Linked DNA regions of Mus musculus: region 2 is linked to region 1. Evidence: chromatin contacts called from ENCODE Hi-C or POLR2A ChIA-PET data. All regions are on one chromosome and are shown on one strand. Each heading gives the region's core, a stretch centred on a gene start or an enhancer-like site at or near the end of the contact. The rest is flanking DNA. Distances are from core to core; before and after follow the strand shown.

Evidence for each region. A loop is a pair of places that touch in the nucleus more often than their neighbours do. ChIA-PET counts read pairs that join two places held with the same protein, here RNA polymerase II (POLR2A).
Region 2: a map of Patski shows a loop between it and region 1 (1.9-fold over the local background). The contact joins two enhancer-like sites. A Hi-C loop is called at or near these places in 4 of 37 maps with a recorded cell type or tissue (CH12.LX, Patski and heart). POLR2A ChIA-PET finds 5 or more read pairs at or near these places in 4 of 5 experiments (Patski and embryonic stem cell).

What each region holds. Positions count from the first base shown.
Region 1 is chr14:21,544,204-21,547,234 of GRCm38, reverse strand. The region is part of intron 2 of Kat6b (K(lysine) acetyltransferase 6B); the gene reads right to left. Among named protein-coding and RNA genes, the nearest start is that of Kat6b, 46 kb to the right of the region's middle. Within about 2 kb of position 1,518, at least 1 of the 3 ENCODE cell types and tissues checked has a DNase peak (open chromatin) inside an H3K27ac peak, as active enhancers do.
Region 2 is chr14:21,588,275-21,591,305 of GRCm38, reverse strand. The region is part of intron 2 of Kat6b (K(lysine) acetyltransferase 6B); the gene reads right to left. Among named protein-coding and RNA genes, the nearest start is that of Kat6b, 90 kb to the right of the region's middle. Within about 2 kb of position 1,483, at least 2 of the 3 ENCODE cell types and tissues checked have a DNase peak (open chromatin) inside an H3K27ac peak, as active enhancers do.

The DNA of each region.
Region 1 (3,031 bases), core at 269-2,768:
GCATCAACTCACTACATAATCATCTCAGTTGGGTCCCACAGAATCCCAGCAGCAGAGGATCAACTAGAGACAGCTCTGATGTTTATAAGCCTCACATCTTGGAGAAATGATTCACTCAAGTGAGATTCAAACTTTAAAGCTAATAGGGACTATCAAAGCTACCCCTCCAGGTTAGGGATATCCCTAGACTCCCCAACCTAGAAAAGGGAGGCACAGTGTGATGTGACCGAAGATCCAGCTATTTCACTCGTGGTTCACATGCAGGGGAAAGAAAAGTGTGCGCTCACAGAGAAGCTTGCAGAAGATGAGGAACAGTGGGACACATCTGCAATCCTAACGTTCAGGCATCTAAGCTGGAAGGGTCACAAGTTTTGAGACTCACTGGGCTACAGTGAGTCCCTAGTTGTGCACAATGATTACAGCAGCACTGTTCATAAATAGCTAAAACCTTTCAAGCAGCGAATGGATAAACAAAATGTGGGATTGATGTACAGTAAAGAGGAATGAAGTACTGATCTGTGCTATGATCCAGATGAACTTGAAAACGGTATGCTTAGTGAAAGATGCCAGCCACAAAAGGCCAGTCACTACATGACTCTTTATGTTAAATGTCTATAATAAGCAAATCCATAGAGACACAAAGTAGATTAGTGGTTGCCAGGGGCTGAGGGAAGCAGGGAATGGGCAGTGACTGCTAATGAGTGTGAGGTTTCACTCTGGGGTAATCAAAGTGTTCTGGAATTAGAAAACGGTGATGGTTACATGACTCTGTGGGTATACGAAACCACTGAGTTGAACACTAAAGGCATAAATTCATGATGTGAATTATACCTCAGTAACAACAATAAAAACATATGGTACAAATCCACAAGAGTGTAGACAGCATGGGGGGGGGGGGTGAGGGGGAGGCAAAGAATGTCCAGAGGACATTACTTCTTTGTTGGCAAAAGACTAGGAAAGCAAGTTTGATCCCATTAGAAAGGCTCCTGTGAGCAAGCATGAAACTCAGGCTGCTGCCAGAAAGAGTCCCTGAATTTGGGGACAAGATAGCCCTCAGATCTCTTATGAGTATCTCCTAAGCACTAAGCAATTCCCACAGAGTCCTGCCTCGGGCTTTCTCCCTTTCCACTTACTTCTCACAGCAAATGATTTACCTACTCTTCAGTCTCTCTTGGTTGTTCCTGCCTTAAAAGATAACTCCCTTCCATATTTTAAGGACATGGAGGATCAAGGGACAGACCAAACACCAAACCATGCTGGTTTCCTTACAACTAACTAACTGTTCAGCTACAGAAATACCGTGGCCCTAGGCAAACAGGGTGCCCCTGGATACGACTATGAACTTGTAACTACATCATAATGCTGTAGTTTCAACTAAGGTGCATTTTGAATGACACAAACCATCCCCAGCACCTGTGCCCTTTAGTTTTTAACCAGAGACTGAGAAGCCAGATCCCTGACACAGAGATACTGGCCAAGCCCCACCTCATGCCAGGGATGCCACATGATGCAGCTCTAGCCAACGAAACACAGACGAGGCAGCCTCTGGGGACAGCATCAGTTCTGGAGAACACAGCTCATGCTGTTGCCCTTGGACCTTTCCCCTTTCTCCTATGGGACAGAAAGGCAGAGCCTGTGCATGAAGAAGCTACCCTGGGCGAAGTGTGGTATGAGGGAAACTTCTCTGCAAAAGACAGTGAAGCAGGAAGCTGCAGAGATGCTGGGTCTCGAAGGCATAAAGCCACTGTGGGCAGCTGGCTCTAACAGCAGTGGGCCACTGCCTACAACTGCTGCCTCCAAGGGACAAAGAAGCCCTACTTGTCTAATATCCCACTTAAAAAGCTGAGTTGAACACATGCCTAACTAAAGCATCTGAGATGCTTCCTAAGAAAGAGCCAGCAGTCACTCAGGCTTAAAAGTCGTCACGGAAAACAGCTGGAATGGTACATTAGTCTCATACTTTTAACCATAGCAGGTTCAGCTTGGTTCAGGCTTTTTTTTTTTTTTTTTTTTAATAAATGAAAAAATTCAAAGGCCTCATTAAAATGCCACATACCTTTCTGAGAGATATTGTATTTTAAAACAACAAAAAGTTTTTCCTCAACGTTCCCATGAACATTAGAGTTTGCACAACAGGTCTGAGGAAACTGAGGCACAGGGATGATGTGGAAGAACCAGATACACAGAGTTGGAAACAAAGCACCAGAATCCAAACCACGGCCAAGCCCACGGGCACACTCTGCCTCTACCTCAGGGATGTGAAGAAGCCACAAGCAGTTTAACACAATTGTCCCTCTCCAGAACTAGGTAAGAGCAAGGGCACGGATATGACATAGAGAAACACAAGCCAGGCATGATGACACACATGCAGTCTCAGCACCGGGGTAAAGGTCCCTACTGCCAAGCCTGATGATCAGAGTTGCTGTTTGACTCCACACCTGTACTGTGGTACTCAGAATGTACACACATATGTACATGATGATAAATAAATACATGTGAAGAAAATTAAGCCAAACCAAACAAACAAACCAACAAAAAACCAAAGATTTCTTTTTAAGTTCGAGATAGCAAGGTAGTATATACATTTGTATATAAAAATATTTTTAAGTTATTTGCTAAGAATCTCCTCTCCTTTGCAGCCATCATCCTTCAACCCACACAACTTAGTGCTTATACTTTAGTATATCATCAATTTATCCACTGTACTCTTCCCTCAATCAGCAGACTGCCTCTCTCTCTCCCCCAAGGTCAACACCCCAGTGATGAAACTCACACTCAGACCTTCGCTTTCCTGCCTCAAGCCTGCACAAACTCTTTACACTTTTTACTTTTGAAACACACAGTTCAGTACAACACAGACTAATCTCAAGTTCTCCATTCCCCTGCCTCAGGCTCCTGAGGACTGAGACCATGTACCATCCCTGGGTAACCACTCAATATGGCTCACAGCTTCATTCCCTAGCACACAGAATCACACACGCGCTGGTCAAGTACTGCTTACCATCGCCCAAACCTATATCCACGGCAGGAC
Region 2 (3,031 bases), core at 234-2,733, 44 kb before region 1:
GCTTATCAGGGGAAGAAACTAAAGGTGTGGAGGACGTCGTCAATGCAGTAGACAGGGCTTAAGAAAATGATGTTGTGTTGTTGGGGAGGCTCAGAATCTAGCTACAGAGAAAAGGTGGAGCCTGCACAGGTGTTGGAGATGAGAGGAGCCAGGGGTGGCTGCTGACAACCTCACACAAGGTGAAGCTCCTGGGAGAGCAAGAAAGGGCGTAAGGCTTAGAGTTCATGCAGGCATTCTAGGAGCTTAAAGAAGGCAAGCAGCAGGCAAAGCAGGGAGGCCTGCTCCCTGAAGCTACAGAGCTTGGGAACTTCTAGGAATCCTAGAGAGTGATATTATCCAGAGGAAGTCAGCCTGCTCACTTGGAGAGGTACTCTACAGTGTTCAGAAAAAGTACCCTGGTAGGAAGCTTGCTTGCTTCTCACTCAGTGCAGAGAATTGCTCAGTAATTGCTGCTCATGATCACCACAGAGACTGTAGACATTTTAACACTGTGGGGATCTATGTCTTGAAATTTTTATTAGTATTTAGATAGGCTCTAAGCAAAGTTCTCTACCCATGTCATCAGAATAAAGATGATAATTTTCCAAAGAAATCCTGTTATTATCTCCACTAAGCCAGTTTTCTTCTATTAGGATGTACATGTAAATAATTGATAGTTATCTAGAATGGTTAACACATGAATTGTCCTAAAGACATAGCTAGTTTTCTTAACAGTGCAGATCATAATATTCCTAACAGCTTTTCTCATGTAGAAAAAGGAATAAAATACCAAGATTTATAGATAAGTCCGACTTTAGCCGTTTATTGATTTAGCTTTAGGAGCCTTTCACAACAGAGTCCTTTTAACTGCATACAGCCAGGGCATGTGTCTAATCAATACTGAACATCTACCTTGCAGTTGGGGTTCATGAATTAATCAACAACTGCTCAAACTCAAAACCATCAGGCAAAACCCAGCAGTGACCTACATCTCTGAACACACTGAAACCAATGAAACAATGTTATCACCTGTAACAACAAGTCCGATCGCTCTCAAGGGCTAAAACTGAAACTAACTGGAAGTCTCTCCACAGGAGTTATTTATGTCATGCTATCTCTTTCTAGAAAGGACCATAAGCTAGCACTAGGGTCCTTCCAAATGGTCTATCCTGTGTGGCTGAATATAGCCTTATCCTGTAATGCTATAAACTAAGGGATTACAGCAAACGTGGTGTGCGAGGATAACATGGCTTTCCAACCTCTATTCCACACTCAAATGACTGGGTCCACTAAGCATTCCCACTTCCTCAAGAAAAAAAAATGGTGGGTAAACAGAAATCTGTCCAGGAGAGCTGCAGACTGTATAAGAAGGCTGTGGTTCTAGTAATGGTCATTTGATGGTGATTACAGACACTTTGAGAAGAGCCTCCTTGTTCTCCATGGTGTGAGCAACTCACTGACTCAGGCCATGAAGCCAGCAGCCAAGTGGCAGTGGCGTGGATCCAACGGTTCCTAGAGGAGAACAGATGGACAGCCATCCTTAAAAAAGAGTTCCCTGATGTCACCCAGCAATGAGATGTGAGGGCTCAAAACATGCACCCCCTCCCTCAGGAGGCACGTGCGAGAAGATGTCCCTGTGTTCTTCTTTCTCTCTCTCCAGCAAGGCCTGCCGGCCGGAGGCTCCCCAGCCACTCTATCGAAAGACTCTGTTGAAAATACACTTGTGTTTGGTTAAAGGAAAGTTCATATTTCTTCTTTGTATGAGAACTTATTGAAAGACTCTAGAAGATCACTGACCCACACACAGCCTGGTGAAGGAATGAAAAGGCACAAAATCTGGAACCAGACTCACTGGCGGGATTCAAGCATCTGAGTACTTTAACTTTTTGCTTCTATATCTATAAAATGTGAGTTAACAATCACCGGAATGAGAAAAGTGTGTGTATGTGTGTCCCCCCCACAAACCATGCGCTTAATACAACCCTACACACTATACATATACTTAATTTAAGATATGCATAGCTTTTGGTAACTACTCAAAAACATGCATAATAAGAAAAAGAGTGGCTTTTCTATCTGCTATGGTACAAAAGAGTCAAAGAGTAAGAACATGTGACCCATGCTTTGCAGAATTCACAAATGATACAGAGAGATCAGACACATATAAAGAACTTAAGACAATATAATCCCCATATCATATTTCTTGCATTTTTTAACACAATATTTTGTGAAAAGTTGGCAAGTTACGCAGGCTCTGGTCAACTGCTAGAGTGCTTGCCTAGCATGCACGAGGTCCCAAGTTCTACTCTGTCAGTCTCAGAACCTCCTACAAAATTGGGCATAATCCATGTTGGGACCAAGCTGGCTCAGATTCACCTGCCTACCTAAGGCAGGGATGAAAGCATGGACCATGTCAGTCTGCACCGCAGGTTATTAATCACAATTGCAAACAATTTCCTCCACTGAGAGTCCCCTGGTTTTGTTTTGACATGACCACATCACAGGTAATCAGACAGTGGCACCAACTGAGACCCTGTTAAGAGTGTATCCTATACATTATGATACATACCCTGGCAGCATCAGGACCATGTTAGAATGTATCCTACACATGATCATATATACCCCGGCAGCATTCAGTCAATAATACTGCCACTCATGTATTTGTAAGTACTTTATATTAACTGAAAATGTTTATCATAACATTTCACTGTATAGAAAAGCATATGCAAGCTAATGTGGAAACAGAATGTTTTCAAAACAGTGTGTGCCTGGAAACATTAGCCAGATAACAGGCAGACCAGATATATAAACCATACACACATACGCACATACACACACACACACACACACACACACACACACACACACACACACGCCAGAACACAGGCAGACCAGATATATAAATATGTTCTTTGCAGATACATAAAGTAGATCAGATATTTTGGTTAGAAAACTAAAGCCCCAGCATAAGTAGAAGAAACTAATTTCATTCAAGATAAATGACTACTTTCTTACTCTGAATAGGAAAATAATCTCTGGTAAATCGAGGCAT